Linked DNA regions of Homo sapiens: all the other regions are linked to region 1. Evidence: read pairs that join two places in POLR2A ChIA-PET (ENCODE). Cell type or tissue: MCF 10A. All regions are shown on one strand. Region 1 holds the start of FAM210B (family with sequence similarity 210 member B). Region 2 has its middle 13 kb from the start of MC3R. Region 3 has its middle 40 kb from the start of MC3R.

The links. Peaks named below come from ENCODE experiments on the same cell type or tissue, not always from the same donor. Only the 100,000 strongest peaks of a DNase experiment are listed, where the experiment ranks them.
Region 2: POLR2A ChIA-PET joins it to region 1 with 10 read pairs; 3 of 35 experiments call an interaction of 5 or more read pairs at or near these places.
Region 3: POLR2A ChIA-PET joins it to region 1 with 17 read pairs; 3 of 35 experiments call an interaction of 5 or more read pairs at or near these places.

Annotation. Positions count from the first base shown.
Region 1 is chr20:56,354,571-56,362,570 of GRCh38, forward strand. FAM210B (family with sequence similarity 210 member B) reads left to right here and starts at 4,404. Exons shown (of 3, transcript NM_080821.3): 1 at 4,404-4,621. The coding sequence starts at 4,436. RefSeq lists silencers at 4,081-4,680, 7,647-7,836. In MCF 10A, no CTCF peak of the experiment used is centred here; DNase peaks (open chromatin) are centred at 4,281, 5,021 and 5,301.
Region 2 is chr20:56,257,595-56,265,594 of GRCh38, forward strand. No RefSeq gene overlaps it. Among named protein-coding and RNA genes, the nearest start is that of MC3R, 13 kb to the left of the region's middle. RefSeq lists an enhancer at 2,053-3,252. In MCF 10A, no CTCF peak of the experiment used is centred here; no DNase peak of the experiment used is centred here.
Region 3 is chr20:56,284,635-56,292,634 of GRCh38, forward strand. No RefSeq gene overlaps it. Among named protein-coding and RNA genes, the nearest start is that of MC3R, 40 kb to the left of the region's middle. In MCF 10A, no CTCF peak of the experiment used is centred here; a DNase peak (open chromatin) is centred at 1,077.

The DNA of each region.
Region 1 (8,000 bases):
GTGGCATGCGCCTGTAATTCCAGCTATTCAGGAGGCTGAGGCAGGAGGATTGCTTGAGCCTTGGTGGTTGAGGTTGCAGTGAGCCATGATCATGCCACTGCACTCTAGCCTGGACAACAAAGAAAGACTCTGTCTCAGAAAAAAAAAAAATAGAAGGACACTGTTAAATAGGCAGTAAAAATCACCATGACAACTCAAGGGAGAGAGATTACGAAAAGAAGAAAACAGCTTCATATTTTAATACCTTGAAAGGCACTTCTTGCCTGCTTTTTTAATTATTATTTTTTATTTTACTATTTTATTTTATTTTGAGACTGGGTCTCACTGTCGCCCAGGCTGGAGTGCAGGGGTGTGATCATAGTTCACTGCAATCTCTGCCTCCTGGGCTCAAGCAATCCTTCCACTTCAGCCTCCGGAGTAGCTGTCACTATAGGCGCTGTCACCCCTGAGACAGCAAGAACAACCTTTCCTCTTCCTTTTCCTCCTCAGCCAGCTCAATGCAAAGATGACAAGGATGAAGACCTTTTTTTTTTTTCTTAAGATGGAGTTTCACTCTTGTTGCCCAGGCTGGAGTGCAGTGGCACGATCTCGGCTCACCACAACCTCCGCCTCTTGGGTTCAAGGGGCCTCAACCTCCTCCTCAACCTCCTGCCTCAACCTCCTGAGTAGCTGGGATTACAGGCATGTACCACCACACCCGGCTAATTTTTTGTATTTTTAGTAGAGACTGAGATTCACCATGTTGGCCAGGCGGGCCTCGAACTTCTGACCTCAGGTGATCAGCCTGCCTTGGCCTTCCAAAGTGCTGAGATTACAGGCGTGAGCCACCGCGCCTGGCCTTATATGGCTGCCTTTAATGTCAGATTCTCAAGTTAAGATCATAAAAGTCAGTCCTACATTTCTCTGCTAAAGACACCATTTAGAGTCGGGGTAAATAGACACTCTTGGCCAGGCGCAGTGGCTCATGCCTGTAAGTCCAGCACTTTGGGAGGCCGAGGCGGGCGGATCACCTGAGGCCAGGAGTTTGAGACCAGCCTGGCCAACATGGTGAAACCCCGTCTCTACTAAAAATACAAAAATTAGCCAGGCGTGGTGGTGCACTCCTGAGGTCCCAGCTACTCAGGAGGCTGAGGCAGGAGGATCACTTGAGCTTGGGAGACAGAGGCTGCAGTGAGCTGAGATCACACCACTGCACTCCAGCCTGGGTGACAGAGCAAGATTCCATCTCAAAACAAACAAACAAACAAAAAACTCTCATTTGCTGTACTCTGCAACCTTTATGGAGTGAAATTTTGCCATTTATTCAAATTTACAAATACACATATCTTCTCACTAAGCAATTTCACTTTGAGGAATTTATTACACAGGCATACTTAAACACGGCAAGTGACAGAAATACCCGCTGGTTCATCACAGCATGGTTTATGATCACAAGGACTGGAAAATACCCTAAATACCCTAATGGTCCACCCACAAGGGATTGGTTAAAGCATTACAGCACCCTGGAATACACTGGAATGCTAAGCAGATTTTAAGAATAAGGAAGATTTTTGTGTACATATTCAGAAAACTCTAAAATATAATGGAAGCAAAAAAAGTCCAGGTGAAGAACACTGTGTATACTATGCCCCACTTGGGTAAAAACAGCAATGAAAACCGTTCATAGGAATTTGCCTGCACACATGTAAAATTTTCTAGAAGGATATGCACAAGCAACGGGTAACAGTGTTTGTCTCTAGGGAGAAAAAAATGAGGAGAACTGGTCACTGGGATAGGAAGGAAGCTTGTCATTGTGTAGACTTTTTGTACCTTTAAAAATCTGAACCGTGAGAACACATTATCTATTCATGAAAATGAAGAAATTAAAATAAATATAGTTCATGCATGAGCTGCTGCTCTAGAGAGACAAAGAGAGCTGACACAATAAGAAAAAAACAAAACTGTCACAAGTTCAGGCAGGCAGCAGCTCCAATACATTTTGTTAAAAGCAAAAGTTTCTTCACTTTTAGAAGAAGAAAAAAAGAACCTAAAGTCTATAATTACAGTATTATATTTACTGTCAAATTTAAAGGGAAAAACAAAATTACCTTTTTCTCTTCTCTAATAAGCATATAGCATGAATCACAAACTCAACTGCCCATGAAGCCTGGGCAGGAAACTTAAATGAATGAAGAAGGCCTGGTGACAAGAAAATCACGGGCGCTTTGGGAGGCCGAGGCAGGAGGATCACGAGGTCAGGAGATCGAGACCATCCTGGCTAACATAGTGAAACCCCGTCTCTACTAAAAATACAAAAAATTAGCCAGGCGTGGTGGCGGGCGCCTGTAGTCCCAGCTACTTGGGAGGCTGAGGCAGGAGAATGGCATGAACCCGGGAGGCTGAGGTTGCAGTGAGCTGAGACCGCGCCACTGCACTCCAGCCTGGGCGACAAAGCGAGACTCCATCTCCAAAAAAAAAAAAAAAAGAAAGAAAATCATGGGAACCATGAGGAAGTCGAGATCAGATGCCATCTGGAGGTGGCACTGTCACCGGGTGACAGAGGGGCTTCAGGCAAGGCATCTCTACAACATCCCAGCTAACGTGTGTGCCCTCTCTGTGCACCAGGCACTGAGTGAAGCCCTTTCCAAGAACTGTGTCAAAGAATTATCTCAACAATCTCATGGGGGAAACTATTATTATCTTCATTTTACACATGAAAAGACCAAGGCTCAGAGAAGTTGAGTCACTACTTCCAAATCACACAGCTGGACTTCTAGGGCCAACCTGACAGACAATCTGCACCCTTAAGCACTCTTCCCCAGCTTCTTGCAGACACTTAAATGGAAGGATTCCCATCCAGGGGCACTTTAGGACCTCCCTCCAACAGACCCTGTTACTTTCACAGCTATAACTCCATCTTATGTAATAAATATTTTTTAATGCATATGTGTTTAATATCATTTCTGTGCCTGTGTAAGAGCTTGGTTGAGTTGAATTGCAGTTGACTAATAGAATATTACATCTTTTGTAAAATATATTTCTTTTTCTTTTTCTAGAGAGACAGGGTCTCGCTCTGTCACCCAGGCTGGAGTGCAGTAGCACCATCGTGGCTCCCTGAAACCTGGACCTCCTGAGCTCAAGCAATTCTGCGTCAGCCTCCCGAGTAGTTGGGACTACAGGTGCATGCCACCACACCAGGCTAATTTATTTTTATTTTTGTAGTGACAGGGTTTCGCTATGTTGCTCAGGCTGGTCTTGAACTCCTGAGCTCAAGTAATCCTCCCACCTCAGCCTCCCAACGTGCTTGGATTATAGGCATGAGCCATTCCACCCAGCCAGAACATCTTTATTGAAGTATAATTTACACAGCATAAAATTCATCCATGTTAAGTGTACAGTCCCACGAGTTTTAGTTACACAGCTGTCACCATCCCTACAATCTGGGTTTAGGATCCTTCCCTCACCCCAAGACGTTCCTCCCACTCCTTGGCAGTCAATCTCATTTCCCACTCCCAGCCCTAGGCCACCACGGATCTGTTTTAGGTCTCTGTGATTTTGCCTATTCTGGGCACTTCATGTAGCTGGAATCCTCCAGTGTGTGACTTTTGTGCCTAGATTTTTTCAATTGGCATAAGAGCTTTGAGATTCATTTATGTTGTGCATGTATCAGTAGTCTGTTCCCTTTAATTGTTGCATTGCGTCCCATTGAAGACTTGTGCCACAGTACGTCCCAGTTTATGGGCATTCCTAATTGTTGACTAATATTTATAAGATCTCTACAAACATTGGTGTCTTCACATTTTAGTCTTTGAGTGTCGAGCCTTTGTTTCTCTTGAGAAGCTACCGAGGAGTGGAGTTGCTGGGTTGTATGGTTAGTGTATGTCTAACTTTTCAAGAAACTGCCACACCATCTTTCGCTTTACATTCACGCCAACAATCTATGAGGGTCAGAGGACTTTTTATTAAACATGTACTAATATCAATTCTCATATTTATTTTCTTCTTTGGAGCTAACACGTAAACATATCTATAATTTTTTTTCAGATTTCACCCATTTCTGCAGGGAGAAAAGCTCATAAGCCACGGCCCTACGCCCACCTTTGTGCCCGCAGAATAAGGAAACCCGCCAACTACACACCACAGTTAGAAAGCCCAAGACCCTGAAAAGACCTGCACCCACCCCCAAAGGGGCGGGGCTGGTGGGCGGAGAGGAGGCGGGGCGCGCTCCTTCAGCCCCGCCCACCAGCCCTGGACTCCGGCTCCCGAGGAGCGGAGCTAGCGGGTGAGCCAAGGGGATGTGCACAGGCCTCCTCAGTCCCGCCCAGCGCGCGCGCGCGGCGGCGAAGCCGGCGGGCGGGGCCGGGGAGGGCCCTCGCCGGGTCAGCTCCGCCCACCCTCCCCGGCCTCCGCCCGCCTCCCGGGTCAGCGGCGCGGGTGCTGCGCCTAGCTGCGCACCATGGCCGGGTTGCTGGCGTTGCTGGGTCCGGCAGGCAGGGTGGGCGCCCGGGTCCGGCCTCGCGCCACCTGGCTCCTGGGCGCCACCGCCCCCTGCGCCCCGCCGCCCCTGGCCCTGGCCCTGCTCCCGCCCAGGCTAGACGCCCGGCTGCTCCGCACGGCGCGCGGGGACTGCCGCGGCCACCAGGTAAGCACCCCACCCCGACCCTGATCCCGGGCGGTGTCCAGGTCCCCAGACGTCCGCAGGGCCGCGCCGGGGTCCGGCCGCCTCCGCCAAGGACGCCTTTGCACTTGTAGCTGCCCGGGACCGAGCTCTTCCAGGGTCCCCGAAACCCCAAATCCCTGCAAGCCAAGGAAGCGATCCTCCTAGTTGACAGCCAGAGAAACTGAGGCTCGGGAAGGTGTGGCGCTCTGCCCAAGGTCGCGCAGTCTTCGGCCGAGCCCCGGGTCTGCAGAGCCTCAGCCAGGCTGGGGCGCAGCCGACTGACTTGGTCTGAACTTCCACACGTTGCCTGCGGAGTTGTTGTCCAGGCCTTCTGGCTGGGTCTCGCTGTGTTTTGAACACCTCCCGACGCTCGCTGCTCCTCCCTTTTCTTCTGAGTGGAAGAGCAGGCGTCCTCAGGGAAGCCGCGGGCAAGAAACCCACAGTGCTGTTTGTTATGTTTCATTTCCGTCACTTTCCATTGGTGCTAAGTGAAAACTGGTTTTCCTTCAGAGCAGTCATACCAGCTTTCCTTTCAAGAAATCTATCACTTTCTTCCAAGTGAGTCTTTTTAAATAAAAATAGTAGTAAATGAAGTCTGGCGGTCCAGGAATGGCAAGCCCAGACACGCGGAGCCGGCGTCCAGCCCGGAGCGCATCCGGCCTGGCAGTCTGGAGCCTCTTTGTTTGCCTGGGTGCAGACAGGGCCCCTCCATTCATCGCCCGGTGACCTCAGACCGAGTCCTGAAGGCTTTTGAGCTTGTTTTCTGACCTTTAGAGGGCCAAAAATAGCACCTTCCCAGCAAGAGTTTGGGAGACAACTCCATGAGCTGGTGCAGGCCTCAGCGGAGTGCCGCCGGCCCAGCGAACATCTCCTGACCGTTTCCTAGCTTTTCAGTAAGGAGCGGATGGGGATTGGACCCAGGCTTTCATCATGCCTCCTGCCCAGATCAACTTCCTTCCTTGCCTTCTCCAGTCCGACAGGTGGCACACAGGTCTTGGGGATCCTCTCCAGAGTGGCACCTTCTGCACACACCGTGCCGCCTCCTGATGATTCTTCAGGGCCCAGCCCAGCTGTTCCTTCCTCCGGGAAGCCCTCTCTAACGACCTGTGAGGTCTCGGATGCCTCCACTGGGCCTGCTTCCACCCCATGGCTGTGGGTCTTCTCTGCACTCATCTGGAATGGCCTCTTGTCCTGCCTGTCAGCCACATTGACCTTGTCCCCAGCTCAGGCCCTGGCACTGGAGCGGTGTGTGTGTATACAGTGGCAAAGAGTTGGCCTCAGACTCCCTGGATTCCTCTCTCTACTCACTTGTTGTTGACTTTGATCAAATTCCCTTCTCTCTATCTCAGGCCCCTCATCTGTAAAATGGGACGTTAATAATTCAGACTTCATAGAATATGAATGTAAAATGAGATATGTTCATACCTGGCATCTGGTGTGTCCTAAATTAAGGTTAGAAATGACTATAATTGCAGTAAATATATACAGTCACAAGGCCCCAGGGCCCCGTGAGCTGTCCTTGTTTCTTCTGCACCGTGGTAAAATCGGCAGAAACCCAAGTGGGATCAGAACCTCAAAGGAGATTAGGACAAAAGATAACTCATCTGCCTGAGAAAACGCGTCCCCAGCAGGGCCTGGGAGCAGTGCAGGGAGGGTCTGGGCTTGGCCAGAGCCCAGAACCTCCCCTGTCGTCTGTTCTGGCCGCCCACCCTCGTCGGGAGGTAGGAGTGTGCTGCCCAGCTGGGCTCTCCAAATTTGCCAGGTGTTTAATTAAGAGCCAAAGAGGCCCACCCACGCTGCCTTGGCAGGGGGTCTCTGTAAGAGGGGTAGGGAAAGCCACAGAAGAGACCTGCCTTTTTGTCTTAACATGATTCCATGTCCTGTAAACCGCCTAGCAGCCCCGCCTGCCTGTGCCACTTATTCCTTCCAGGGACGTAGGGGGAGTTCAGGCAGATGACTTGCTCTCCCAGAGCCCCAGTGTCCTTTTGTCTCCGTCAGTTCTGGTTCCAGTGGCACCTTTTCAGGGAGACCTTCCCTGATGGCCTTATTTAACATTCCTCCTACTCCCTGTCTCCCGCCCCATTGGTGTTTCTCTATGGCACTTGTCACAGGTAGCAGCCCTGGTATTTTACTCTTCTGTTTATTGTCCCTGCCTTCCCATAAGACCATAAGCTCATCGAGGGTGGGGTTTTGTCAGTTTTTTCCATTGCTCTGTCCCCTACACTGAGAACAGTGCCTGGCACAGAGGAGACACTCATGAATACACGAGGAGTAACATAGCATGGTTGTTCAGAGCAAAGGCCCTGGACCCAGACTCAGCGAGTTTGGATCCCAGCTCTGACAGTAATCCCTGTGTGATCCTTGGTAAATTACTCAACCTCTCTGGGCTTCTCAGATCCTCTTCTGTTAAGTGGGGTTGACAGTAGTCAAGGTTGTTGTGAGGATTATATGCATTAATATTTCCTTTTTTTAAAATTAGAGATGAGGCCGGGCGCGGTGGCTCACGCCTGTAATCCCAGCACTTTGGGAGGCCAAGGTGGGTGGATCACCTGACGTCAGAAGCTCGAGACCAGCCTGGCTAACATAATGAAGCCCCGTCTCTACTAAAAATACAAATATTAGCCGGGCATAGTGGCACGTGCCTGTAGTCCCAGCTTCTCGGGAGGCTGAGGCAGGAGAATCGCTTGAACCCGGGAGGCGGAGGTTGCAGTGAGCCAAGGTCGTATCACTCCACTCCAGCCTGGACGACAGAGCACGAATCTGTCTCAAAAATATAAAATAATAAAATAAAAGATATGTTGGCCAGCTTGGTCTTGAACTTCTGGCCTCAAGCAATCCTCCTACACCTCAGCTTCCCAAAGTGTTAGGATTACAAGCATGAGTCACCGTGCCCAGCCAATATTTTCAAAGTACTCAGAACAGTGCCTAGTACAGAATATACACAATATAGTGTTTATTATTAATATGATTTCTCAAGTGGAAGAAAACAGGTGTCACTCCAAACACTGCGATCGGCTTGGCAAGGTCCTTGGCTCATTCTTTAAACCTTCCTACCCCCTCTCTATTACAGGTTTTTGTACTTTAAAAAATGTTGGGGAGAGGCAGAAGGGGCATCTCACACACACACTGTCTCACACACACTCTCACACACATGTGCATGCATGCTGAGTACAGACAGAAGATGTGTCACGCCGTCCTGTGCATTCAGGACAGTGCCTAACACATCCCGGGTACTTACGGCAATGTTTCACGAAGAAATGAATGTCTAAAAATTTTCCATTGCCTGCAAGTCACGCCCTCATAAATTCTTTTATTTCAGCTTCTTTAGTCTCCCCAAAGGTTAGGAAGAAAAATGCGTGGC
Region 2 (8,000 bases), 97 kb before region 1:
AGGGTAACTATCAGAGAGTGGCTGTGAAGGACTCTGTTTATCAGGAAAGAAGAAACTGTTTCCTCACCCTGAAAAGATGCGGGTGCCAAGTGGAGGAAACCAAGCTGAAATTCAGGAGAGCCTGGGACCAGGCGTGGCTCAAGGCTCGTATGACATGAGCAAGTCTATTGTTATCTTGTGGGTTTCAGTCATACCATCTACGCGACTGGCAGAGCTGGATTCCGAATCCAATGTGTGGTTTTCAACCCTCATCCTTGTCTGTGGTGGTCACAGGTCACGGCTGCCACAGCACTGTGTTTCAGGTGAAACAAACTCCACCTCAACACCAGCCCCAAGGCAAGTGTCTGGCCCACACCTGACCAACTGGAGTCCTCTATCTCTTGGCCACAGCAGCCAGGTCCATGACCTAAGACAGCCTGGGGAGACTCAATAATACCATCCTTGAAATACTAAGACAAAGAGAGGACTTCCTCCCCCAAGCCTTTTGTTACCAAGCTACCTGAGGCTTAAGGAGTGAGGGACCAGTCTATTAGAGGATGAAGCCAACATCAAAGAAAGCAGGCAAAAGAAAGAGAGGAGATTTTTGATCCTAGAATTTGAGCACCATGATCCAGCTACGCCTGAAGCTAGTCCAGAATTTCAGTTACTGAGCTATTTGTCATTTTTAACCAACAGTATTCTGACACATGTGGAGACCAATGTATTGATTCTTCAGAGGCCAGTGTCAGTGTTAAGGGGGACAAGAAGAAACCAGGTCAGGGAAAGGGGAGAATAGAGGGACCTTGAGTGAGAAGAATGGCTCCAAGCTCAATGAGACCACCTCTATCTCGATCTGCTTTGCATAGTGAGTTTACACATTTTCAAAAAAGAATTAGCTAAAAACCACACAAACAAAAGCAAACCCCTAGAGTAGATGATTTAAAGTAACGTCTGATCTGCCATCCTATTTATACTAAGAATAAACAGGCAGAACTTCACTGAAACATTTCTAATTAAAGTATGAAAATGAAGGTAGAAAATTGAACAACAGAACCAGCATTTCTACTGTGTTTAGCCACTGGTTTCCTTTTTGGTGACCCCCATGATTTCTGGATGGCACTGCACCAAACCATTTCTCATGTGCTATGGTAACTATAAAATATAATAACATTAAGACAAGCTGGGTTTTCTTGGCAGCCAAATGGCTAGGGAAAGACAGGTTTCCAATGGGTGGAGGCTCTAAGATGCTCAGTGAGTGGCTGCATCTCCAGGGTTTGTGGACCAGCCAGTGAAGAGCTCAGAGTCTTTGCAGAAGAAGGCAAAGGATGGTGATTCAGAGCTGCATGGAGGAAAGTGGAGAGAAGAAATGAGGAGGGCTTAGAAGTCTCATGGTGATGTCTCCTAAGCTGTTTGCTGCATGGGGTGCAAAGGAACCTCTTCTCTCGTCACAAAACCTTCAGTAAAATGCATGAGTCACCAGTGCTTAAAGCAATGGATGTAGTCGTTGGGAGAGAAACAACATGCTGAGTTCAACTTCAAGGTTGGCCGACAGCATAAACTATGGGTGCCCAGAGGAAGCAGAAGACATTCAATATTTATATCTTTCTCCTCTTCCCTCCCATCTTCCCACCACCCCTCCACACTGAGAGGGCCATGAGGAGGCAGGCTTTACCTCATTCATCTCCAAGTTCACCCCAGTGCCTGGCCCGCAACCTGGTCCAAAGCAGACTCAGAAAATGTCTGAGGACTGAGCAAATGAATAAATGAGGGCAACTTGGGACTCCCTAGTTAATTCATTCAAAAAGATGAACAGTGTAACATAGAGCTACCATGAATTTTAGATGAGGGCAAGACCTGAATTCCATCTGGGATCATGCTTCTCATTGCCTCTCACCAGCATGGGGCCATTTATTTCTGTTTCCTCCCCAAGAAAAATGGGAATAATCATAACATCTAGGTCAAGGATTGTTTAGATATTTCAACAAAGTAATACATATAAGGCTTCTCAGCACACTGCCTAGCATCCATTAGTATTTGTACTATTGCTAATATTACCATGAAAGAATATTAGTGGGTCACCATAGTACATTCTGGGCACAAACCACAGGGCTTTTCAAATAGAAATGTGTACCCAAATCCCCTGGGAATCTTGTTGAAATGCAGATTCTGATCCACAGGCCTGGGGTGGGGCCTGGCACTCCACATTTCTAGCAGACACCATTGATGCCAATGCTGCTGTTCTGAGGCCCATGCTTGGCATGGCGAGGCCTCCCACAACCAAGACAGCAGAACAGAGGACAAGCCAACCCACAGCTGGAAATCATAGCTAACACAGCTCCTTCCCAAAGCAACCGTATCCACTCAATCCTGTAAGACCAAAGGAAATGCCTAGGGAAATCAAAAGAGATCATAATTAAATGAAATTTTCTTGCATTTTTCTTCATACAGGATTAGTTTCCGTCTCCCCTCTCTCATCCTCCTCTGGCAGCCTCTCCACAGCACCCATTTGTTTGGGATGAAATGATGCAGATAGGTGAGTTATCAACATTCCAGACATGGGCATGAATCACCAGCAAACAGTCCACCCTCTGAGTCACCCATCTCTGAGATGATTCCATCAATACAAAATCCCACCAGAAAACTCCAAAAAGAGGAAAAATGAGCTATCAAGCAAGAAAGGCATGGAGCAATGGGAAGAGAGGATGGCAAGTGAGGGTGAGTCAAGGCGCCCAGCACTACTTGCACTGGCTCTAGGTGAACTAGCACCACTGAGAGAAGTGGTTCTCAAATTTGGAGGCAACTGCAAAACTTTAAACATAGTGATTCTAGGTCCTATCCCTCAGAGCATTTGATTTAATTGGAGGGAAGTGCACACCAGATGGAGGGATTATTTTTAAAAAGCTCCAATGTGACACTTCGGAGAACTGGCATCAGTCGGCTCAGGATGGGAATGCCATCAGTGCTGGGCAATGCTCACCCCACTAAGCCAAGGGTTTCCCTTCTGTAAAATGGGATGAATAATTTGCTTCAGGACTGTGGTGAACATCACGGATAAAAAGTCCCAACAGTCTCCTTGGCAAACATTCATCATTCCTATGCATTTTCCTGCCAGGATAAGACCTTATCTTTTTGAACGCATATCTCATCTATAATTTCAAGCCAATTTAGCAAGTATATCTTATATATAATTTCAAGCCAATTTAGCAATCACCAACTTTGCAATTGCTTGTTTTCAGATGATGTTAGGCTTCAACTATCCTACTTGGCACATAAAACCTGTACCTTCTTTCTGAGCCTACTCTTTCTTCTTCTCCAAGCCTGAATTTCCTTCTTTTCTGTCAACACAGGTTGAGTGTTTAACATGGACCAGGTGCTTGGAATGCAGCCGAGAATAAGATAGCCCGGTCCTCACAAAGTCTACAGGGCAGGTAAAGCGACACCCCTTGGACAAGCATAGTTTGGATTCTTCTTAAAGTGAAAGTTTGCAGGGAAAGGGAACAGAAAGCTACAGATGGATTGATCTCTTCACTGTGTCTCTTTAACCCAATCGTTTAGCATTTCTGTGCCTCAGTTTCCCCATCTGTAACAGGAATGGTTCTTGTACTTACCAGCTGACACTGGGCAGGTAAACAGACTCTGAAGATGATAAGAACTCCTTATCAAGCACGTTTTATGTTAACCAAGACTTTTCTCCCAATCTCAGATCACTTTGCTAAGGGGGAACTAAAAAGGAAGCAAAGATTTAGTGCAGAGGCAAACAGATTGTTTTCTGTGTTCTAAAGCTCAGCCAGAAACACTTGTGCAGGTAAGAACTTCCTCCACAACACTGAGGAACAAGAGACAGCATGCCACTTTTAAATCAAATTCTGATGACCCCTATTTATTCCAGACACAAGCAGAGTCAAGGCTCTTTCCACTGCAGGCAACAAAATCTCATCTCAAACTTGAGCAAAAAACAGCATGGAGAGGGGATACTTATTCAGGCCCTGCTTCATCTGCGTAGTGAAATGATATCATCGGAAATCTTTCCTTCTGTGTGTCCCAAGAACATTCCCTTCTTTTGTTTTTTTCTCTAACAGGTTACTTTTACTATCAGCTCACCAACTCCAGGAGAAAACCAGCTACTCTTTCCCAATAGTCTCCCTATTCATGTCCCTCTGCCTCAAAAAACGAATACAAACTTCAGGCCAGCTAACTCAAATCTATGCCAGCCTGAACTAATCACCACGAGCAGCATCTTCACTCAGGCCAAGATAAAACCACACCCTGGAGCTAGTGATGGGGCAACAGCCACACCCAAGCCACATGGACCAGCAGAGACGGAGAGGAAGTCTCCCACAAGAGAATTGGGTGCTGATTCCAAAAAAAAGGCAAGCAAAACCAGTCACTGTCCACCTTTCTCTCTTATTCTACTCTGTTAGTCCCCAACACTTTGGCTCTTTTATAGGCTTTCTTTGCACAATCCACTCATTCTTGCAGGCTGCAGGGGTTCTTTTGCTTGCTCTAAAATACAGCTGGTAATTTCTAGATGGCAATTTAGTACATCCATTTTAAAATACTAAACCATCTTCTAAAACTTATATCCAAATCCACAGATATACATGATAGGAAAAATGCTTAGTTTTGTAGTGAGTATTCCTACAAGTTGAGTTTTTCAGTTCTTTCTTTCTAACATTTAAGGGCTTGCATAAGCTAGCCTGCTAAATGGTTTGTTTCTCATGCCTCGTCTTGTCCTTGGTTTCATAATACCACTAGACTGAAGCTTTGATTTTTCTGGGCCACAGTACTGCTCAGAACTAATCAAATGGATGTGTGTTATGAATCAAAAAAAATAAGTAAATTGTATCTTAACTCTTAAAGCAGGAGTATAAAATAAAAACAGGTGAACCATTTCCTCAATTTTTATTCAATTTTAAAACTATCCTTTCCCACTCCAACTTACACACATACAGTTAGATTATTAAAAATAAAAAAGGTATGCAAGCAAATTTATTTTATTTTATTTATGTATTTATTTATTTATGAGATGGAGTCTTGCTCTGTCACCCAGGCTGGAGTGTTGCGGCACAATCTCTGCTCACTGCAACCTCTGCCTCCCAGGTTCAAGCGATTCTCCTTCCTCAGCCTCCCCAGTAGCTGGGATTACAGGTGCCTGCCACCACGCCTAGCTAATGTTTGTATTTTTAGTAGAGACAGGGTTTCACCATGTTGACCAGGCCGGTCTTGAACTCCTGACCTCAGGTGATCCTCCCACCTCAGCCTCCCAAAGTGCTGAGATTACAGGCATGAGCCACCACGTCCACCCTGTGCAAATTTTCTAGTAGGAATTTTTGTAATAACCAAAATTGAAAAGCCAAAACGTCCATTCACTGGTGAAGGGATAAACAAAATGTGGCACATCTGTATGATGAAATAATAGTCAGCTATAAAAAGGACTGGATTGCATTTACAACACGATTGACCCTCAGAAACATTCTGCTAAGTGAAAGAAGGCAGACACACACAAGACTAGATTTTGTATGACTTTATGAAATATCTAGAAAAGGCAAATTCATGGAGACAGAGGGTAGATTCGTGGTTTTCTGGGCTTGGGGGAGGCAGCAGGGATTAACTATGAACAGGTATGGGGGTCTTATTGGGGTGGCAGAAATGTCCTGATACTGGAATGTAGTGATGGCTACAGGACTCACTAAGAAACTAAAAAATAATTGACCCTTCACTTAAAATGAGGGAATTTTATAGGAATAAATTATACCTCAACAAAGTTGTTCTAGCAGTTAAAAGACAAATGAAATGAGATAATGTGCCTGTTGCTCCATTGCAATGGTCAGTGACCCACCTACCCGTATTAGCAGGATGTCCAGACCATGCCCCTGAAGACACTCCGATACCTTCCACTTTTGTTAAGATTACAGAGGGAAGGTTCAGTTCTGCTCATATCTATCTCCAAGAACAAATTAGGTCCCAGCTTTTTGAGACTAGGGACAACCACAGCGAGAATCCCACTACCCCAACATTACACCCCACCCCAAAGTGGCCCAGACTCCCAGTACATCATGGCCAGGCCCCTTAAACTTACTGAAGCTGCAGACTTCCAGGGCATAAACCTCCCACAGCTTGGCCTCCTTTTTGGCAACCTAAAACCAGCACTCAGACCTACTCCCAGTTCCATGGCAGACCCAACCTCCACGGGCTATTTCATTCATCCCCTATGTAGGTCGCCAGATAAAATAAAGGATGCCCAGTTAAATCTGATTGCAAATAAACAAATCATCATCTTATATAGTTTAAGCGTATTCCAAATATTGCACAGGACATACACTTTAAAAACTGCCATTTATTTGGCAACCCTACAAAGGAAATGAATGAGGTAATTCAAGTGAGATGTGTTTTTATTTGCTAAATCGAGCAACTCCATCCCCACAGCTATTTTCTATTTCTTGGTACTTTTCTTTTCCCTGTCCCTAGGTCTTAGCGGGAACCCCGTCCCCCCAAACCCAGTAAGTCTTTCTAACTTGAAATCTCAGGGATGCCTGGCTGGCTGTTTGATTTCCCTCACTGTACTGCTTCCGTCCTTCCCAGGAGCAGCCTGGGCAGTTTCCACATGGAGCAACAGGCATTCTGGGAACTGAAAGCAGCTCGTAGGACTGGAGCACAGAGGGCTTGTTTAGGAACAGAGAGTGACATGGCTGGAGAGTCAGACATGCCTCGTCATGGGGAAAGAAGAACTTTATATGGCATCCCGAGGGCTCTGGATGGATTTCTGTAAGTGATGGAATGCCAAAAATGAAATCTGGGCAGTGAAGTAACACAATGTGTTGGATGTGTAGGAAAGATGACTTAGGTGATAGAATGGAGCAGTTAGGAGGCGGTGGTAATAGTCCAGGTGAGAGATGGCCAGCTCTGTGATTATTAACAGCATCACTCATTTCCATGTCATAGTCTTGACAACCTTCTACACTTGTATCTCATTTTCCTATTAGAATAGTTAAAGGCATTTTTGAATATAATTAGATCTTCCTGATCATTCTGTGGAGATCTATGTGCATCATTATCCATCTATTCCTGTTCATGATAAAGATCTCTCAAAATAATCATGGAATTTGCTAGATTTTACTGTAATTGGCTATAAAAATACATAAAATCATTGCATTAAAAAAAAAATCCCAGGGAGAAGCAACTGTGTTGTCAACCTTTTCCCTTCCAGAAGCCCCCATGGCCTGTTATGTTAACTGGTCCTCTCACCCACATGCTCTGTATTCCAGAAGTAAGATCAGCCTTGCTAAGGTTGTGAAGTCCTACAAAAACTCTGTTCTCCCCTTTCCCCTGATCAAGGGAGCCTCTTACCTCACACTGGTGTACCTAAGAGAAACCTAGAGCATCTCTCTGGTGGCCTCTCTTGCCGAGAAAATAGATACATAGTTTAATGCATGCTCTATCTTTGCTCAAGAAACACCTGTTAGTGTTAATATTTACAATTTCTCAAGCAACCACATTGTGCTGGAATCTTCTCAGGTGTTACTTCTAATCTCAACAACAACCTTGCAAACAGAGTATAACATTCCCATTCTACAAAGGAGAAAACCAAGGCTCAGACAGTCATGTCACTCCTGCAGCACTCGATTTAGCACTGTATTAAAGCTCCCACAACAGTTAGGAAGATGTGATTCTAATATCTTTCTATTCTCTGAGGTGAGGGATTGTGGCAAACAGTAATGACTATAACCATAAAGAGAATTAATATGTGCTGGGAGGCCACCGTACACCAAGCACCATTCCAGTTGCTTTAAATTGACAAACTTATTTAATTTCATGTTTATTTAAATCCTCTTCATGCCTCAGGTGCCAGACACTGTGCGCTGAAAACTATCTGCAGAGATCTCAATTTGCACCGTTCGAGTCCATCATGCCATTTTCTCTTTTCATTTTATTTAATCTTCAAAAAAAAAAACCACACACACAGAAATCTTCTTCATTTTGTTGGTGCTGATACTGAGGCTCAGAGAGGCAGGTAACTTAGC
Region 3 (8,000 bases), 70 kb before region 1:
CTCTGTTTTTCAGCAGCAGTTGAGGTACCTTGAACCATGAAGAACCCTTGGTATCAGAACATCATGACTTTTCAAACAAAATACAGAAACAGAAGCTACCAAACATTCACCTTTTCAGTTCATCTGAAAAGCTACCAAGTGAGATTGTTTTTAATGGCACATTTATACCAGGTAATTGTCTGGCATTATTTAAAAAATGGGATGAATCTGTTTGTTGACACAGAAAGGGCAACAGGATTACATAGTTACCAGGGACACAGACTTTGAAGTCAGATAAACCTGAGTTCAGATCCCAGCTCTGTTACTTGTAACCTGTGTGATCTTGGGCAAGTTATTCAATGTCCCTACCCTAAGCCCAAATATCTTCATCTGTAAAACATGATAAAAGTATTACTGCCCATAGGGTCATTTTATGACACTACTTTCTTTTGTTTTTAAGTGCGCGTGTGTGTGTATATACGTATACATATATATACACAAACACACATATATACCTGTATATATATGTACACACATACACAAGGCAAAATGTTGGAAATATATTTTTTAAGGTTTCTGTGTACTTTTCATACTGACCTTGTATTACTTTAGTATAATAAAAACATAACTGCAATTAGCTAAAGAGTATACATTCATAAAGAAAGTCCTAGAAGAATGTATATTAAAGAGTTAACAGTTGTCACATCTACAGGTTGGGAGTCGCGGGCAGACAAGCGGTAAGAAAACTTGCACTTTGGCTTTATGTATTTGGGTAACATTTGAATACTTTTGACAAATGTGTATATATTATTGCTTTTTTATTTCAAACAAATGAAGGGGAAATGTAAAAGAAATGTAATTAGCATCTCTGTCGCTGCAGCTTTGGTGACTAAGGGCATTTGCGGCAAATGATAGCCTTGACCATCCTGCCTTCCTTAATTGAGTTCTCTGAAAGCCTTCCACATCATTCAGGCCTTCTTTTTTCCCTGAAATGTTTAGCTTTAACAAAATTCTGAGTAGAAGCATGACCATGAGTCACAATTACAGGAAGGTTTTATAAATATTATGTAAAAATTACCTAAGGCAACTTGGCCAAAAGTTGCACAAGTGGGCATGATTCACCCAAATGATGGAGACGGTATGGTGAACAGAAAAAACTCCCAACAGGTCATTTTGTTTAATATTCCCCCGCATTGCCCACATCCAGAATCTTTGGGTAAATCTTCACTTTCAAGCAATCCTGAATCCCAGTGGCACTTCATTTTCTGACCACACAAGTTCACAGATGTCACCATAAACTGAACACCTGGTGTTCAGTTCCCACCACCAGGCACAGGGACCCTCCCTGCACTCTGCCACATGGGAGCCTCCGTGTTGAAGAACGGTTTTTCCCTCTGCATTCAAGCACAATTTTACATGAATGATAGAAAAGTCCAGTGGATGCCTGTCTGTAAGCACCAGCAAAAAGAATCATATTTATATCTATGCCCATCCATCTAACCCTTCTCTTCAGCATTTTCAATAAAATCTCAGTTCTATCAGAACTTCACCTGCAGCTTGCATCCTTCCTTAAACCTTTAACCAGATTCAGCCATTTTTCTCCCTGTCATCATTTATTTTCACTGCCTCCCAGAAACCCACATTTAGCCTAAGCAAAATGTGCAAAAAAGAACTAAAGGCAATGCACATCTACCCTAAATCCAAGCCTTCCTTGAGCATTCTGTACTTTCTACTGTGAGACATTAAACCCGTTTTCTCCACTTCCTTGAGCCTGTTATTTCTGCACTGTTAGACAATTTTCTGCTTTATGTCTCTCTTGATAGACTTTCAGATTTGGGTCTTATATCTAGCACTGTCTTGCCCATGGCAGATGTTCAATGTCATATATCTTTGTGGAATGAATGACTGAATGGACAAATGAATGAGTGAATAATTCTGCCTTTTGCTGCCAAAGACCCATGATCCTTTTAACTCTTACTATCACATGTATCAGTTTTTTGTTGTTGTTGTTGCTGTTTTTCTGTGAATGTTTTGAAGCAGTCAAATTTGAGTTTGACTCTTAGCCTTATGGCGATGAGCCCTGTGACCCAGGGCCTGTCATTCCTGTTTTTGTATAGTACAAAGGAGAAAAAGAAACCTAATTCTCAGGAATATAAGGATTACCTGAGATAATGCTTGTAGCATATCATGCTTAGTAATGTTTCTTTCTGTGTCTTCCTTCCCTGTAACTAGACAGCTGCTTGTATTACTGGGACTTTTTGGCTGCAGTTGGCCACTACAACCAACTAGTGTGTAGTTGGTTCACATTAACTCACTTAAATCCTCATAACAACTTTATGAAGATTATATGTTCATAAAGAACATATTTCTTAGCAGAGGATTTTTGAGTTTCAGATTTATCAAGCATTTATGTATGGTATGCTAGGCATTTTCACAGCTTTATCTCATCATGTTGTTGAAATGAGTGTACATTTTTTGTTATTAATATAATTACCTTGTTTCTGTTTAACAGTATTTTAGATGTGACTAAAATAGCCATATTCTCATATCCAGTCATTCAGGTTTACACATATAAAATACAGGACACTAAAACTACTGACTTTAAATCTGAATTTATTGAGAAGTAATAAATTGTAGGAAGTATTCTTCACATTACTAAAGGAATTATTGCAGGTTGGTTAGTTTTAGAAAGAGTTGAATCTCCTTTACTTATCCATTATTTTTTGGATTTATTAAATCCAACACATTTTATACTTAAAATGTGATTGATTTACAACATTTCAGTTTACCACAACTTTTCAGGAGTGTATATGTTTGTTGTGTAAGAGCTTGTATTGGCAGAGAAGTGCAAACTTCCCCAACCTGACTGCATTCAAATTGTCTGTGAGATGCTTAACTGAAAAGATTTGATTGCTTAACTGAAAAGGATAGATCTGGCTTTTTGTTCAATTTGCAAATAATTCAGACATCATCATATTAACAGCAACTTGGTTTCTCTCCATCTCAATAACTTGGTTTCTTCTTCACGTTATGCCTGGCAGCAAGATGGTAGCAACCTTTAGCCAACTTGCTTCCAGGTTCAAATATGAATCCTGGTTTCTTTCCCAGGATTCCCAGCCTGAGATTCCTTGCATTTCATTGGCTCTGGTTGGGTCACATGCCTATCCCTGAACCAATCAGTAAGACCAAGATATTGTGATGCAGTGATTGACCTAACTCTAGGTCACTCCACCTTTGACCTGTGGGTGTGGCCCTGCCACTGAAGCGCACAGTCAGAGAGTAGAAAGATTACTGCCAAAAGAATATTGAAAAGTGAAGAAATAGATGCTGAGAAGCCAATGTTCACCACAGGCACTTCCAAAAGCCTTCACTCAGCAACGTGTTTTGCACAGCTGCTTAAGAGGAGCTTAACAGCTTTGAAGCCAATGCAGAAAAACACCAGTGGAGACTGACCTCTTCTAGCATAATTCTGACAGGGCCAGCTACATAATTTTCAGGGTCTAGTGGGAAATGAAAATGTGAGGTGCCTTGTCCAAAAAGTAGGTGGTAAATGCTGTTAAATGTACCAGGACAGAAAGCTGTTTCCTTTTCTCCATGGCCTCTGAATTTGTCCTGGTGTCTTTTATTTGCCAATTAATATTGTTCTAAGAAAAAAATAAATTATTAGCATGAATTGTACTGTTTATGTTGTGCAATGTCAGTTTGAATGCAAATATAAGAGCATTTAACTCATGTGCAGTGTCACTGAGATTACCCAATTTGTATTTTGTAGTTCATACGTGCATATGTATTTCATTCTTGCCAGAACATTAGAAACGCTGAACCAATAACTTTATTTCACTTCTTGATACTTGCACATCCTACCAACACTGTCTACATTTGGCTTACCGATGAGGAAGGAAAAAGTGAAAGGAAAAAGGGCTCTGGGTTGCCCTATCTTTCCTATCCTTCTGTTTCATCTTCAGCATAAGTGGTTGGCTAGTATAGAGAAGTAAAAAAGGATGTCATTTTTGTTTCTTAGAACACTGCCTTCAAGGCAAGTTCTGGTTCAAATAAAAAAAAAATTAACCTCTCAAGGCTGTCAGCGTCCCAGCTCCTTCAGCCAAAAATGCAAGGTGCTTATCTTGTACCCTTTGAGTCTCATTGAACTCTGTGAGGGGTGGGCCCACTGGAATCCTGAGCTCATGGGGCATCGTGAAAGCTATATGCAAACGAGCAGTAAGGAACTGCAATGTATACTCACACTGCAGGTGTCTCCTCTGCGCACACACATTGTGCCATCAGACTTCACTTACAAAACATAAGTTCAATGACAAACCTGTTAAGAGTTTCAGGATGGCCATAGCAGGGCTTTAAACCAAGAGCAACTGCCCCTTTGAACATAGACCCCTGAGCAACTGTGCAGGTCAGATGCCCATGAAGCTGGCCCCGACTTAGGGAGAAAAAGCACTCCTTGTATGAGCACAGACGTTCTCTGTATTATTCCAGATATTTCAACCCCATCATCACCACCCAAAATAGACAGAAAAATAAAAGCTGATGCTAAACTCAACAATCTTGCCTATCTGGTTAATTACATGTTGTTCTGCTCCCTAATGCTCCTTTTATATCCAACATCATTGAGTTGGTACAGACAGAACTGTGTGGTCCATTTGTTTCCTTGTGGGTAAATGTCCAGAAACAAATCAAGCCACTTTGTGTACCTTTGCTAAAGTTAGCTAAAGAATACTGGGCATCTGTCTTTGACCGATGGTCCACAAAGGGATGTCTCAGATTGAATGCATCAGGAACAAATCAGCCCTTATTTAGGAAGTGCCACATAGCTTCGGCTCAGTGCTGACAACTGTTCTAAACATTTTACAAATTATCTTACTAATCCCCAGGACAACCCCAAAAGGTAAGAAATTATGATTATCTCCCATTGTATCGATGGGCAAACTGAGGTACAAAGATTAAACAACATCTGGCAACATAACTAGTAGGCAGCTGTTTAAAAGGCAGTTACAGTGGCCAAAAAGTCCAGATTATAAGAGAATCAGTCCAGTTTTTCTCACCAGGCATAACACAACCCACCTGAAGAAGGTACACCGTCACTCAGCTCATCTGAAGCCAATTGAGGATTCCTCGAGCCCACTGGTTCTCAGCCCTTACTATACATTGTAATCACCGGGCAGCTTTTAGATAGCTGGATGCCTGGCCTCACCCTACACCAATGAATCAGAACCTCTAGGGGTGGGACGCAGTCATCAGTCATCTGGAAAGCTCTCTAGGTGATTGCAATGAGTTGCCAAGGTTAAGAACCACGCAAGTCTGGCCTGTTCTGCCTAGTACAGTGATGACTGACTCCCAGAAAAAGCAGATCCTCCATTTGGGAATGACATATTTTAATATAACCTGCCCACCTCTTCTTTTTTTTATTGTTTTGCTTGTGTGTTTAAGAAAATACTTATTGCAGCAGAAACAGTACTGATCTTAACATTGGCAGGACCTGGAGCAAGAGCACAAATTGAGGTCCACGTACATAATTCTCAGTACTTCAACATTACAAAGTAGGGTAAGAAATCGTTAAATAAAATTACTTCTATTCTCCGACCTTGACAAACACACCCACCTAACAACAAAATGGAAAACAAAAACAAAAACACATGCGTGAAGCAACAGTTCATACAAATAACTATGGATAGCACAAATTCAACATCAATTGTATATTCTGCCAAAGACAATGATTTCCTCTTGGGCAGGAGTGGGAATGGGAAGATGGGATTGCAAAGAATTTCTCCCTCCCTCACCAGGTCACACCATCTGGCCTCTTCCACTTTCTTGTGAAACTCACAGAAACCATGTTCTTTTCCTCATTTTGAGAGGGGAGATCTTTCACCACCCACCAAGATTCATCTCTTCCCCCACCTTCACCCCCACGATCTACATACCAGTGAAGAGCCCCAACATCAGGCCATGAGACTTCCCTCACCTCCTTCCACCCAAGCCTAGAACTTCTGCTCATGAGGTGCCACAGCCCCCCACCTACACTGACCACACCCCCAACCTTACCCCCTGTTCTTCCTTCCCCTGACTCAGTCCTGCACCCTGAAGGGCCTTAGCCACTCCTTAGGCTGATGGGGGCACCCGTGGATGAGGCACGCTGGAAGAATGGATCAGGGAAGAGACACGTGCAGCCCTGGGAGAAGACATAGGGATTTAGCAGGAGGGAATTCCTTCCAGGGTCCTGGTACTGGAAGGCAGCACTAAAGAGAGGGCATGGGCTAAGGCGGGCATGTCCCCTTGACTCCAGACTCCTCACCCCAATGTAGCTCCAACCCTGGAAGTGGGAGGACATTGCTGGGCACAGGGACCACTCTTGCCCTGAAGACTATGCTAGCCTGAAACCTTGTCTTTCATTGTCTCTGTGGGATCTTGCAAAGAGCCTAAAGTTGCAAATATCATTTTTATCCCCACTTTGCAGTGAGAAACAGAAGCCTATTAAAGTGAATAACTTTCCAAGATTCTGCACCCATTAGATGAGGCCAGGATTTGAATTGAGCTCTCATTCTAAAGCCCATGTCTCTCCCCATCCCTGCTGTCCAAATTGGACCTCTCATACGTGGGTCTCCACAAAACCCAGTTGCCTGGCAAACCTTCTCCCACTCCCCATACCCACTATGGTCTACTCAGCCTGAACTCACGTTGCCTGTACCAGCAAGCTTCAAAGTGGAGTATGCATACCATGAAGACTCTGGAGTCAGCCTTGAGGATAGTTTTGCTGTTGTTGTTTTGTTTTGGGGTCTTTGAGACACGGTCTCTATATTAGTCCATTCTCACACTGCTATAAAGAACTTCCTAGAGACTGGGTAATTTATAAAGGAAGGAGGTTTAATTGACTCACAATTCCACCTGGCTGGGGAGGCCTCAGGAAACTTCCAATCATGGTGGAAGTGGAAGCAGGCATCCTACATGGTGCCAGGTGACAGAGACAGTGTACATGTGAAGGAGGAACTGTCAAACACTTATAAAACCATCAGATCTTGTGAGAACTCACTATCAAGAGAACAGCATGGGCGAATCCCTCCACACATGGGGATTACAATTTGAAATGAGATTTGAGTGGGGACACAGAGCCAAACCATATCAGTCTCACTCCGTCACCCAGGCTGGAGGGCAGTGGCACAATCATGGCTCACAGTAGTCTCAACCTCCCCAGGTTCAGGTGATCCTCCCACCTCAGCCTCCTGGAACTACAGATACAGCTAGCTGGGACTACAGGCACATGCCACCACACCCAGCAAAGGAATAGTTTTCTAATTACCAGTTTCCAGGTTCTCAAATCTCAAACGTGCTCACTCTAAAACTGACCTGAGAACACTCCTTCTGCCCAGGAGCGCTCAAGAATCCTGCATCAACTTTTCCTCTCTCCTCTTTCATATTTATCCTGTTCCTTCTACACACACAGGCACGTACACACGCACACATGCACACACACAGCCTACTTCTCCCTACCCATAATTTTACTATGGTGTAACATCCCCAGGTCCAAAAAGTCCAAGGCATCACACAAAAGGATAATTCTCAATACTGGAGTTAAGTGTTAAGAAAATGAATAACCCTACAGTCTAGGGGATAAATCCTTCCACAATTCCATTAGTTTCCAATTCTTTGCTTTCAAAAATATTACAGCAAGACCTAATTGAGCTGTCAGCTCATAGATCATTAAGAATAAATTTTATGGTAAATCGCCACGCGATTTTTGGCATATAGCTCAGGAGGAGCTTAAATCATTGAGTGGCATTGCTGTAACAAAATTATTTTCAAGTCTATCAATTTATTCATGTGTGAACAAGATTTCTCAGCATTTACATCTATAAAAATGCATAGTAAGAACAGAATTAATGCTGATCCCTGTATCATTAGAACAATAAGTAATTTCCTCCTTTTAAACAGCCTTTTTTAAGAAGCTCTATCCATCTTATTAAGCAATGTAGTCTAATAAAATGTTACATTTATGCTTAATAATTATTTCTCAGCCA